Regions from separate parts of the Homo sapiens genome. Here region 2 is linked to region 1. A link is an interaction called in ENCODE POLR2A ChIA-PET data of the cell type or tissue named here. Cell type or tissue: HepG2. All regions are shown on one strand. Links, peaks and the distances in the headings refer to the core of each region. The heading gives the core; the rest is flanking DNA.

What was found. ChIA-PET counts read pairs that join two places held together with the same protein. Peaks named below come from ENCODE experiments on the same cell type or tissue, not always from the same donor. Only the 100,000 strongest peaks of a DNase experiment are listed, where the experiment ranks them.
Region 2: POLR2A ChIA-PET joins it to region 1 with 10 read pairs; 11 of 35 experiments call an interaction of 5 or more read pairs at or near these places.

The regions. Positions count from the first base shown.
Region 1 is chr1:18,946,086-18,953,067 of GRCh38, forward strand. All of the region lies in intron 1 of IFFO2 (intermediate filament family orphan 2), which reads right to left. Among named protein-coding and RNA genes, the nearest start is that of IFFO2, 7.1 kb to the right of the region's middle. RefSeq lists enhancers at 4,096-5,015, 4,137-4,266, 5,397-5,526, 5,557-5,696, 5,897-5,946 and 1 more. In HepG2, for the core only: a CTCF peak has its summit at 4,157; DNase peaks (open chromatin) are centred at 3,116, 3,486 and 4,146; H3K4me3 peaks cover 2,662 bases.
Region 2 is chr1:19,014,724-19,019,669 of GRCh38, forward strand. The region is part of intron 1 of LOC105376815 (a long non-coding RNA gene); the gene reads right to left. Among named protein-coding and RNA genes, the nearest start is that of IFFO2, 61 kb to the left of the region's middle. In HepG2, for the core only: no CTCF peak of the experiment used is centred there; no DNase peak of the experiment used is centred there.

The DNA.
Region 1 (6,982 bases), core at 1,604-5,603:
TTGCATGGAGCTTCAAGGAGCTTCAGCCTGCATGGGAAGTTGGAAAAGAAACCGCAGTGTGGGTAGAGCTCAGGGCTCCCAAGGATTTGGTCCCCACAGGCACTCCGCTTGCCAGTTTACAAAGTGCTCCACGGGTATCATTTTAGACAGCCCTCCAAACAGCCTCATGAGGTCAGATTTATTACTTCCATTTCATAGAAGTGAAAACTGAGGCTCAAGCAGGGAAGCTACTTGCAATGGGCACGGCCCTTTCTGGTACTACACAGGTTTAAGGTTGGAACTGGAACCTGACTTCCTGCGGTCAGATCTGGGCTTGCCACTTTCTTTTTTTTTTTTTTTTTTTTTTTGAGATGGAGGCTCACTCTGTTGCCCAGGCTGGAGTGCAGTGGCGAGATCTCGGTTCACTGCAACCTCCGCCCTCCAAGTTCAAGCCATTCTCCTGCCTCAGCTTCCTGAGTAGCTGGGATTACAGGTGCCTGCCACCATGCCCGGCTAATTTTTTTGTATTTTTTTTGTAGAGACAGGGTTTCACCATCTTGGCCAGGCTGGTCTTGAACTCCTGACCTCATGATCTACCCGCCTCGGCCTCCTAAAGTGCTGGGATTACAGGCATGAGCTACCGCACCGGGCCTGGGCTTGCCACTTTCAAGGTGTCTTGGCCCAGTTCCCTCCCCTGCCTCTGTGGCTCAGTTTTAGCATCTCTAAAATGGGCTAATGATAGCACCCAACTCACAGGGTTATTACAGCTTCCATGAATTAAATGTTTGCAAACCACTTTGAATGAAGCCTGGCAAAGAGTAAATGTTGTATAAATATTTAATGAAATTCATTAACTAACACATGTTTATTGTGTTCCTACTATCCGCAAGCACTGTTGGAGAAGGTACTGGGCACATGCTGTTGTCACATGATGCTGCCACATGGCATGACACATTTGTCTATGTCCCCAGATTCTGAGTTCTCGAGGGCAGGGGCCTGGCCCACGGTGGGTACTCAGCCACTGTTCTGAAACCACCACCACTTTGGCTTCTCAGACATCCACACCCAGCAGTCTCATCTTCCCCAACAAGAGGCACCAAACGATTGTAACAACTTCCCTGTTCCCTGGCAAAGTTCACAGCACTGACTGAAAGCAAAAGCTAGGGATACTCCAGCCCAGGGCGGAGGCGAGCTCCCAAACAGCCACCAGAATGCCCGAGGCCCTCTGCTGCTGGTGATCCGTGGATGAGAACCTCGGGCTGGCTGTGCCCTGAGGACACTCAGGGGCCGGGCAAGATAAATGGAGCATTAATTGAGAGCCTGAGATCCACAGCCTGCCCCAGCTTTGCTAGGCAACATTTCACAGAAATGAAAACTGAGGCTCACAGCAGGAAAGCGGCTTGCAATGGGCATGGCCCTTTCTGGGTACAGCACAGGATAAAGGTTGGATCTGGAGCCTGACTTCCAAGTTACTTCTCCTCTCTGAGCCTCGGTTTCCATCCTGCAGTGCCACCACCGGGTTTAAATGAGACCGCGTGGAAATCACCAGACGGGTCATAATATGTGTTCCCTGTTCCCCAACTCCTCCCCTGCCAGCCCTGCCAGCCCCCATTGAGACCTTCTCCAAAGAGCAGGGGCCTGGACAGGCCTGCTACAGTGGCCCGGGAGCCTCATCTGCCTGCTACTGCCAGTGATTCATTTGCTTCTCAAGAAATAATTTCTGTAAAGTGACAGCAGGGAGTCTTCCCAGCGCAGCAGCCGCCTCCTATTCTGCCACCCGCCATGGCAATATTGTGACAGGTGCTGGGGAGACCCCGTGCCTCCTGCCTGCCTCCTCACCCTGAGCCAGCCTTTGGCAACCTCCAGGGGCATGGGACAAGGCCACCTCCTGGGAGGAGCACTGACCTTGGGGTCCAGAGACCCAGACGGACTCGTGGCGAGATCTGGGACAGAAGTCTTCACCTCTCTGAACCTCTCATTTGTAAAATGAGCATAATCACTTCCCACTGCTTGGGACTGCTCCCATAATTATCACATATTTAAAGAAGTCATCACTGCACCTAGCACAAAGTAGGTGCTCAATAAACGGAAGCATTAAGCCATATTGATTTATTTTCAAATCCTTTTGCAAAATGTTTTCCTACTGCACTGTTTTAATTGACTTTTACCTCAACCCTGGGAAGCAGAACTCGTAAGAAACCACACCCCCATTGTACAGAGCGACAAACTGAGGTGCAAGAGATTAAATGGCATGCACAGAGTTGTGCTACATTACGGAGAGAACGTAGTCTTCATAGGGTTGCTGGGCAAGCCCACCTTCCCACTGTCCCCATTCCCACGTGGGCATAGTGAAGCTCAGACCACATCGCAGGCAAACCCAGACCAGGACCTGGGCTCCACGGACCCTCCAGAGAACCAGGCATTGCCATTTGCCAGGTTTACTGTTGGGTGAAAACTACCCTCTCTTGTACCAGGTCTAGAATGAGAAACCACATCCTGCTCAGGAAGCCAAGCACCCGGTGCCCAGTGTGGGTGGGAGGACACTCCCCTCGTGGGCAGGCGGCGGCAACATCACAAACCTTCAGCAGTCTCCCATCTGGCCTGGAATTTTCTAAACACCTCACAGTCTGGCAATGCTCAAAGGGCTGTGCAACTCACAGATGCTGCCAGCAAAGGGCACGGGACACCCTCTCCCAGTTTCCAGCTTGGTTCTCAACCTCTGCCCACCCCACAGGGCCAGCACAGATCTGCCTCTGTAGGGCACCCACTCTCTGCCCTGTGAAATCATTCTGAACTTGACTGTTTACACGCCCTGTGCTGTAGCTAGGCGAGCCTGTCTACTTCTTCCACAACCTCCGGACACAGAGCTTAGCATCCCTGTTTTACAGATGAAGAAACTGAGGCTCGAGAGGCAGTGACTAGCCCAAGCTCACTCGGCTTTTAACTCCTGCCCTGGGGCCCCAGCACCCTGCACTGCCAGGCTTGGGGGTTCATTCAAACTTTGAACTTTGGCCCAGGCCTTCTGATTCCAAGTGCAGGCCCTCCCCTCCACAAACAGCCGAATCCCTGGACGTGGTCTGTGTTGTCCGTCTTCTGTCCCATCCTCCTGGAGGCCTACTAGCTCACAGCAGCCAGACACAGAGGCCTCCCTGCTGCATGAGTATTTACTCAGCATGGACCTTGGCCAGGTCCTGGCTGGGATCTGCCAGTGGGAGACGAAGCCAGAGTTGGAGCCGGCCCCCACAGAGCTTCCAGTCGATGCAGGGGCAGACACATGCCAGGTAGTTACAACTCCGGGTGTGGGGGGCTGTGATCGGGAGGTGGTGGGTGCTTAGGACCGCCTGACAGCAGAAAGTCAGGAAAAAGCAACACATCCCTAATCCTGAGCACAGGGACATGACAGGGCTGCCTCCTTCCCGTCCCGGGCCTTCAGCCATCCGCGACATAGGAAATAAATGGAATGCCAGCCGGCCTTCACCTCTCAATGCGATCAAAAGCCAGGACTGCAAATGCAAAGCCCACAGCCTCCGGTGTCACTGACACATGGCACAGTTTAAATCAATTCTCCTGGAAGGCAACGCATCTCGTTGCAGCAAAGGGCGTGTTCAAATTCCGGGTCTACCCTTCTGTGTCCTTCAAACACGGTCATGTGTGGGGACGTGGGCCACAGGACTGAACGGAGAGTCTGGTGTGTGCATCTGCATGTGTATGTGAATGTGTGTGTGTGCACGTACATGTGTGTGAGTGTGAGTGTGCATACACGTGGGGGGAAGGGGGACCCGGGGACCCGCATCCGGTCTCGTTTGCCAAGGCAAAGCCCCGCCTCGCATTCCTCTGAGAAGGAATCTTCAGCGTCAGCTGTCTCCCTGCTTCCTTTTCTTTTCTGGGACCTCATTCCCCTCCCTCTAGCTTGAGGCTCTGAGAATCGCTCCCAAATTTGTCCCCAGTGAGAATGCCAACCCAGCCAAGGGATTCTGTAATATAGTTCTCAAGGGACCCGAGGCGCTAGATGGAGGGGTTTGTGTGTTTCTCTTAAAGGAAGTTGGGAGAAAGGGCTGGGGGATGGCGAGAGATTTCCGGAGGCACAAATCAACTGCTAAGAGTAGGTCAAACAGCCTTCTTAGATGCCGGACAAAGAAGCAGCCGTTCTCCCTCCACCCCCAACACCATCTCTGGCGCCTCCATGGGACAGAGAGAGCGGCGACATGCCCTGAAATGGACTTGTTAGGCAGTCAGGGCCATGCTGAGAAATCCTTGTAAATTAAAGGAACAGACTTTGCCAGGGGAAGGGGGCTGGGCTGGGGTGGAGGTAGGTATGCCCAAAATCTGCCAAGCCCCAGGTACCTTAACACCAGACCTCATTTGTTCCTTCTCAATCCCTGGGAGAGCAACAAGATGATCCCTCTTTTACAGAGGACGAAGCGGGGAGCTCCACGGGCAGCTCAGAGAGGCCAAGCCACTTGCCCATGTTCACACAGACAGTGGCAGAGCCAGGATGCAAAACCCTTTTCCACCATCGAAGGCTGCCTCACTGGAAAATCAGAAATAAAGAATCCGTATCGGTGCCAGCTTCAGAAATAACGAAAGTGTCAATGGGAGTGGCAGGGAACAAAGCCCTCAGCTTTCTATTCCAGGGCAGCCTTCGGGCTTCGGGACATTCAGGGGCCAGCACCCACCTGCTTGAGGGCCCCCCTGGGGTGTGACGGGAATGGGCGGGGGACACTCCAGCTGACCCACCCACCATCCCTTTTTGGAGTCCTCCATTCCAGCCGACAGCCCAGCCCCTTCCGGCTCACAGTCAGAAATAGCTGTGACAAAAGTCCCTCCCATCCCAGAAAGTGGCTTTTTAAAAAAATGTTTAAAACAGACATACAAAAAGGTGGAAAGAACATAACAAAGCCTCGACTGCTGGCGGATGATGCGGGCATCATGTCGAGGCGGGGAGGCCAGCTCTGCACGGCAGATGGAAGGTCTGTCCAGCTCAGCACTGAGGGCCAGCCCCCCTCTGGGCCTTGGTTTCCCCACCTTTAAAATGAAAGTACTCAGCTGAATCAGCGGTTTCTTTCTTTTTAAAACAGCAGAACCCTTTTTAAAATGGAATACTTTTTGGACAGTCTGGGAGTCAGAGAGGCATGGAGCTATGGTGGGCAACATGGGTCAAATCTCAGGTACTCAGCCTCCCACTGTCCCCCGAGTCTCCCAAGGCGCCCTGCTATGGACTCCAGGGCTCTAAAAAGCCCACCTGAAAGCCACCAGGCTGAATGATCACAGTGGTCTCTCCAGGCTCCCAAACCACCCTCCAATCACCCCAGGCACCAGGAAAAAAAGAAACCTAGCCTCCAGGCTGACTTCAACTGGGGGGCGCATACAGTCAGCCACTCGCACGGGAGGGAACCAGGCCAGCCAGCTGCAAATCACACTAGGCCTGAGGGGGCCAGGATGGCTGGACAGGCTTCTGGACAGGGACACCAGGCCCCCAAAAGAGTCGCCCTGTCTGATAGGCAGCTAGGCCAGCACTACTAGCGCCGGGCAACTTCCTCTACCAGCCCAGGGCAACTTCCCCTACCAGTCCATGGCAACTTTGTGACAGCTGCCAGGCTGGAGGGACCTTTTTCTTGACAGCCTTAAAGATTTCCTGCATCCTTCCTTGGAGCCAATGAAGACAGGGGAAACGGTTGAACCGGTTAAGCCTGGGGATGGGATGGCCAGCGCTGCCTATGCCTGGAGCCTGGACCCTAGTTATCTGGGGCAGAGATAGGAGAGGGAAGGGGAAGCCCAGAACAGAGAAAGGCTTCAGCGAACACAGTGTGGTCTCCAGAGGCAGAAAGATCAGCCACAACACGGGCCTCTTGGAGTCACTGACCTAAAGTAGAGAGCAAGCTGAGAGAGATCACCCACAGGAACTCCTGCATGTAAAGGTGGAGGAGCTGAGGCCCAGAGAGGGCAGCGGTTGGCCAGAGGTCACACAGCACCTAGTGGCAGAGCTGGACCTAAAGTCCAGGTCTCCTGGATGCCAACTCAGGGAACTCTCCACTGTTGAGTTCAGATAAACTCAGTGGGAAACTCCAGGGAAAAGCCCCCAGCTTGCAAAGTCAGAACAAGATATTTTAGTGGCCCTGGGTGGTGACAGAGTAGAGATGTTTGTTTTGGTTTCCAAATCAACGCTTGACAACCTCGTCCTCATTGCGGCTTCAGCGACCACATTTCCCACGTGGTAAAGACCTGGTTGGGCCAAGGGAAAACCAAAGCAGTGGTGACTGGGGCCAGGACCCAGGCACCCCAGGCCAGGGGCTCTGGTTTGGGTTGGTGTTTCCAAAGCACAGTTTGTGGACCACTGATGGCACATGAGATGATGCTCGGTGGTATACAGTTGACGTTTTAAATTTAAAATACATTGAATACCTGGGTGGATTCATAAACACAATATGGTCTATACTACAGAGGAATATTTTTAGCTATAAAAAGGAACAGCCTACAAATACATGCTACAACATGGATGAACTTCAAAAAAAATTCTCTAAGTGAAAAAAGCCAAACACAAAAGACTGCAGAGTGTATGTTTCTATTTCTATGAAATGTCCGGAAAAGGCTAGTTTCTAGAGACAGAGCAGGTCAGTGATTACCTGGGCTGGGCTTGGAATTGGAATTTTCTGTAAATGGACATGAAGGATCTTTTTGGGGGCTGATGCAATGCCCTAAAACGGGATTGTGGTAATGACTGCACAACTCTGTGAATTTACTCATCTTGACTTGTACACTTAAAATGGGCAGTTTTTGTGATATGCAAGTTGTACCTCAATGAAGTTGTTAAAATATTTTATGTACGTAATAGCACAGGCGGTAGTACATGGATGTGGCCAGAAATCATGGAGGTGGAACTCAACAAGCGTCCGGCTTGAAGATCGCTGAGCCTCGCAGCCTAAGTTGTCCTTTGGGGAAGCAAGTGGGGGTCTCTGGAGCTGCAGCTTCCTCCAGGTGGACCAGGGGAAACCCTGGAACCTTT
Region 2 (4,946 bases), core at 1-4,000, 67 kb after region 1:
GCCATCTTTGCCTGGTGCTTAGGATGAATGAAATATGCCAAAAGGAGCACAGATATCACCATCTGGAAGCTTTGACCAGCAACCTTTCTGTTCCACGATGAAAATAAATTTGACTACAGCTGTCAAGAGACTTTTTAAAGTTCATGCCCTTTGGCCCAGTCCTCTTCCCTATTTGAAGGCTTCTTCCTAAGAAGTCATTTGTAGGCCGGGCTCGGTAACTCACATATGTAATCCCAGCACTCTGCGAGGCAGAGGTGGAAGGATCGCTTGCGCCCAGGAGTTTGAGACCCATCTTGGGCAACATGGTGAAACCCCATCTTTACAAAAATATCAACATATTAGATTGAGGCTGTAGTGAGCTGTGATCGTGCCACTGCACTCCAGCCTGAGTGACAGAGGGAGACCCTGTCTCAAACAAACAAAGGAAGTCACTAGTGGTTCTAGCAAATAGTTTAGATATCAAGAACCTTCAGAGGAGAGTTATTTATTAGTAATAATTGGAAGAAATTAAATCTCCGACAATAGAATGGACAACAATAGAATTTGTTCAAAATTCAGCATAGAGATACCTATGGGATGCTAAGGCAGGCGGATCACTTGAGGTCAGGAGTTCGAAACCAGCCTGGCCAACATGGCAAAACCCCATCTCTACTAAAAATACAAAAGTTAGGAGGTTTTCTAATAATGATATGGTGAACTGTTGGTGATAAAAATACTCAGTAGGGGCAAATACACAACATTATATATTTAAAATATGTCTCCAAATTTGTGTTTTTTTTCTTTTTTTTGAGACAGAGTCTTGCTCTGTCACCCAGGCTAGAGTGCAATGGTGTGATCCCGGCTCACTGCAACCTCTGACTCCCAGGCTCAAGTGATCCTCCCACCTCAGCCTCCGGAGTAGGCAGAACTACAGGCATGCACCACTACGCCCAGCTGATTTTTTATTTTCTTGTAGCGACAGGGTTTCACTATGTTGCCCAGACTGGTCTCAGATTCCTGAGCTCCATTGATCCGCCCACTTCAGCCTCCCAAAGTGCCTGGATTACAGGCGTGAGCCACTGAGCTTAGCCCAAATTTGTGTTTTCAACAAAATGTGTGCAAGGAGCTTATTTCATTCAGCCTTGTGTTGTAATTAGCTGATTGCCTGTGCCCTCCTGCCCCCCAGCTATAAACTGTTAAAGGACCACAAGAGTAACTTGTCACTGTATTAAAAGAAAGAATGGAGTGTTGGGAGGGGGGAAGTGGATTATCGGAGAATCTGAGTCCTTTATTTTAAAATAATAGTAATAGCATACATGAGTGAGTATTTAGTAAATGCCAAGTTCTGAACTGAGTTCTTCACACACTTGTCGCTTAACCCTTACAACTCTACTATGTAGGATGATGCGGTTAATTAGGGCAGTGTTCTCAAAATGTGGTCCCTGGAACCAGCAGCATCAGCATCACCTAGGAATTTGCTGGAAATGCAACTTCTAAGGTTCTACCCAGACCTACTGAATCAGAAACCCTGGGAGTCAGGAGCCAGCAATCTATGCTTGACCCAGCTCTCCAGGTTCTCCTGATGCAAACTCAAGTTTGAGAAGCCTGGACTAGGGGTAACAGGCAGCTCAGGGTTATTGAGGGCAGCCTTGAACTTGAGGATTAAAAGTTCTGTCCTGGGCCGGGCGTGGTGGCTCACGCCTGTAATCCCAGCACTTTGGGAGGCCGAGACAGGCGGATCACGAGGTCAGGAGATCGAGATCACCCTGGCTAACATGGTGAGACCCCGTCTCTACTAAAAATACAAAAAATTAGCCAGGCATGGAGGCACGTGCCTATAATCCTAGCTACTCGGGAGGCTGAGGCAGGAGAATCGCTTGAACCCGGGAGGCGGAGGTTGCAGTGAGCCAAGATGGTGCCACTGCACTCCAGCCTGGCGACAGAGCAAGACTCCATCTCAAAAAAAGAAAAAAAAAAGTTCCGTTCTAGCCCAATCAACGTAAGACCACCTGTAGCCTGACAAAATCAGATTTATCGGCCCATTGCAATGAAGGATAACACACACCAGAGGAACCAAACAAAGGACAGGATGGTACTATCATGGAATTTTGGAGCAGCATGGAATTCAGGTAAAATGTAAATGAAACAATGTTTTGATTGGCTCAAAGCAAAGCAGAACTGTGTGTTAAAAAATCAACATCAAGTCTGGACCACAAATTAGACCCAGAGCTCTATTTCCTTGAAAACTACAAAATTAAGCTAGGTTCGGAATGTTGGATCCAGAAAGCGCTATCTGAAGCTCTGCACCTGGGCTGGAAATCAGGGCTTCCCCTCTGTCAACGTGACTAAGACCCTCAGGGCAAGAGCCTGGTGTTTCATTCATACATTTCATCCCTCATCAAAATTCCTACCTACAACATTTCAAACAGCAAAGTTTCCGGTAGTCTGATTTTAGAGAACAAGGCTTCTTCTCATTGAGTAAAAAAGCAGTTGTCACTCAAAGATGCGAGCTGCTATGACCTTGTACAGCTGCAGCGTGTCCTTGGGAGAAATACGTTTCCTGGTAACTTTGCAGCCAGCTTTATCGATGTCTGTCCTTCCAGACTGACCAACAGCTGGCCAGGTTTATATTTTCTCGATCCAAGCTAATTTTTTTACTTTCTTGGCTAGAAGGTATTAAACAAGTTAACATTCATAAATTACTTAGAAAAGTGTGACAAATAATTAACATAAAGTATAATTCATATTACATAAACATGAACTAATATAAGTAAATATAATACATAATATAATGTTATAATTAGTACAAATATTAATTAACTAATTAAAGTAATAAGGATTATGGTTACATAAAAAGAAGAAGAGGCCGGGTGGTGGCTCATGCCTGTAATCCCAGCACTTTGGGAGGCCGAGGTGAGCAGATCGCTTGAGCTCAGGAGTTCGAGACCTGCCTGGTCAATATGGTGAAACTCTATCTCTACAAAAAAATACAAAATCAGCCAGTCTACTCTGGAGGCTGAGGTGGGAGGATCACATGATCCTGGGGAGGTTGAAGCTGCAGGAACAAGTGACCACGCCACTGTGCTCCAGCCTGGGCAACAAAGTGAGGCCCTGTCTAAAAAAAAAAAAAAAAAAAAAAAAAGAAAGATAGATCCTGGGTTCTAGTTTCAAAAATGCTGAGAAGGAGAGGGAGAAGTATTTGCTGAGTGCCTATTTTGTGCTGGGCTCCAAGTTACCTCATTTACTGTATAAGCCAAGAACTGTTACCGTTACTCATGAAGAGAGGTTTAAGGTGGTTGCCTAAGCTCATCTCGCTGATTAGGAGCAGAGCCAGGATTCAAACCCAGCCACAGCTAGGTGCGTGGCCATCTGTAAAACACCCACCCTTTAGGAGCTTTTGTCTTTTACTTGTAAAATAGAGGAAATACAACAAAATATTAGGTTGGCACAAAAGTAATCGTAGTTTTTGCCATTTTAAAAAAAATGGCAAATTTTTGCACCAACTTAATAGTTTTAAAGTTCTTTCTTATGCCAGTTTTCTCTCATAATTAAAGCTCAGTGATGAATTTCCTCCCCACCAAAGACAATATATGAAAAGATAATGGGACAAGGATAGTCATTATACATTCTTTATAATATCAAAAGTGGAGCCAGGTGTGGTGGCTCATGCCTGTAATCCCAGAGCTTTGGGAGCCGGAGGCAGGTGGATCACCTGAGGTCAGGAGTTCGAGACCAGCCTGGGCAACATGGTGAAAACTTGTCTCTACCAAAAACGAAAACAACAACAAAAAAAATTAGCCAGGTATGGTGGCGTGTGCCTGTAGTCCCAGCTACTTGGGAAGCTGTGGCAGGAGAATCTCTTGAACCTGGGAGGCAGAGGTTGCAGTGAGCCAAGATTGTGCCACTGCACTCTAGCCTGAGCAACAGAGCAAGACTCCACCTCAAAAAAAAAAAAAAAAAAAAAGTGGGAACTAACGTAAATGCCAAAAAATAAGGTCTGATTAAATAAATTAGAATATACCCATACAATTGAAGACTATTCAGCCATTACAAATGATGTTGTTAAAGTATATTATGAACATAAATATATGTATGACATGTTGTTCATATATTCCTAATATTTTGCAGAAAACATAGTTTAAAATAATGTATATCATCTACAGGTTCAATCCAACCCCGATCAAAATCCCAATGACATTTTTTACGGAAATAGAAAAATCCATCCTAGAAGTCATATTGAATCTTAAGGGACTCTGAATAACCAAAACAATCTTGAACAGGCACAAAGTTGGAGATAATACATTTCTTGATTTCAAAACACTACAAAGATACAGTAATCAAAACAGTGTGGTACTGGCATAAAGATAGACATCTAGACCAATGAAATAGAATAGAGAGTCCAGAAATAAACCCCTGCAAAAATAGTCAAATGATTTTCTTTTTTAAAAAAAAAAAATTTTTAAGGTCAGGGGTACATGTGCAGCTTTGCTTCACAGATAAACATGTGTCATGGGGGTTAGTTGTGCAGATTATTTCATCACCCAGGTATCAAGCCTAGTACCCATTAGTTATTTTTCCAGATCCTCTCCTTCTTCCCATCCTCCACCCTCTGATAAGCCCCAGCATGTGTTGTTCCCCTCTATGTGTCCATGTGTTCTCATCATTTGGCTCCCACTTATAAGTAAGAACATGGGGTGTTTGGTTTTCTGTTCCTGCATTAGTTTGCTGAGGATATGGCCTCCAGCTCCATCCATGTCCCTGCAAAGGACATGAGCTCGTTCTTTTTTATGGCTGCATAGTATTCCACAGTGTATATGTACTGCCAGTCTATCACTGATGGGCATTGAGGTTGATTCCATGTCTTTGCTATTGTGAATAGTGCTGCAGTGAACATATGCGTGCATGTGTCTTTATAATAGAACAATTTATATTCCTTTGCGTATATACCCAGTAATGAGAGTGCTGAG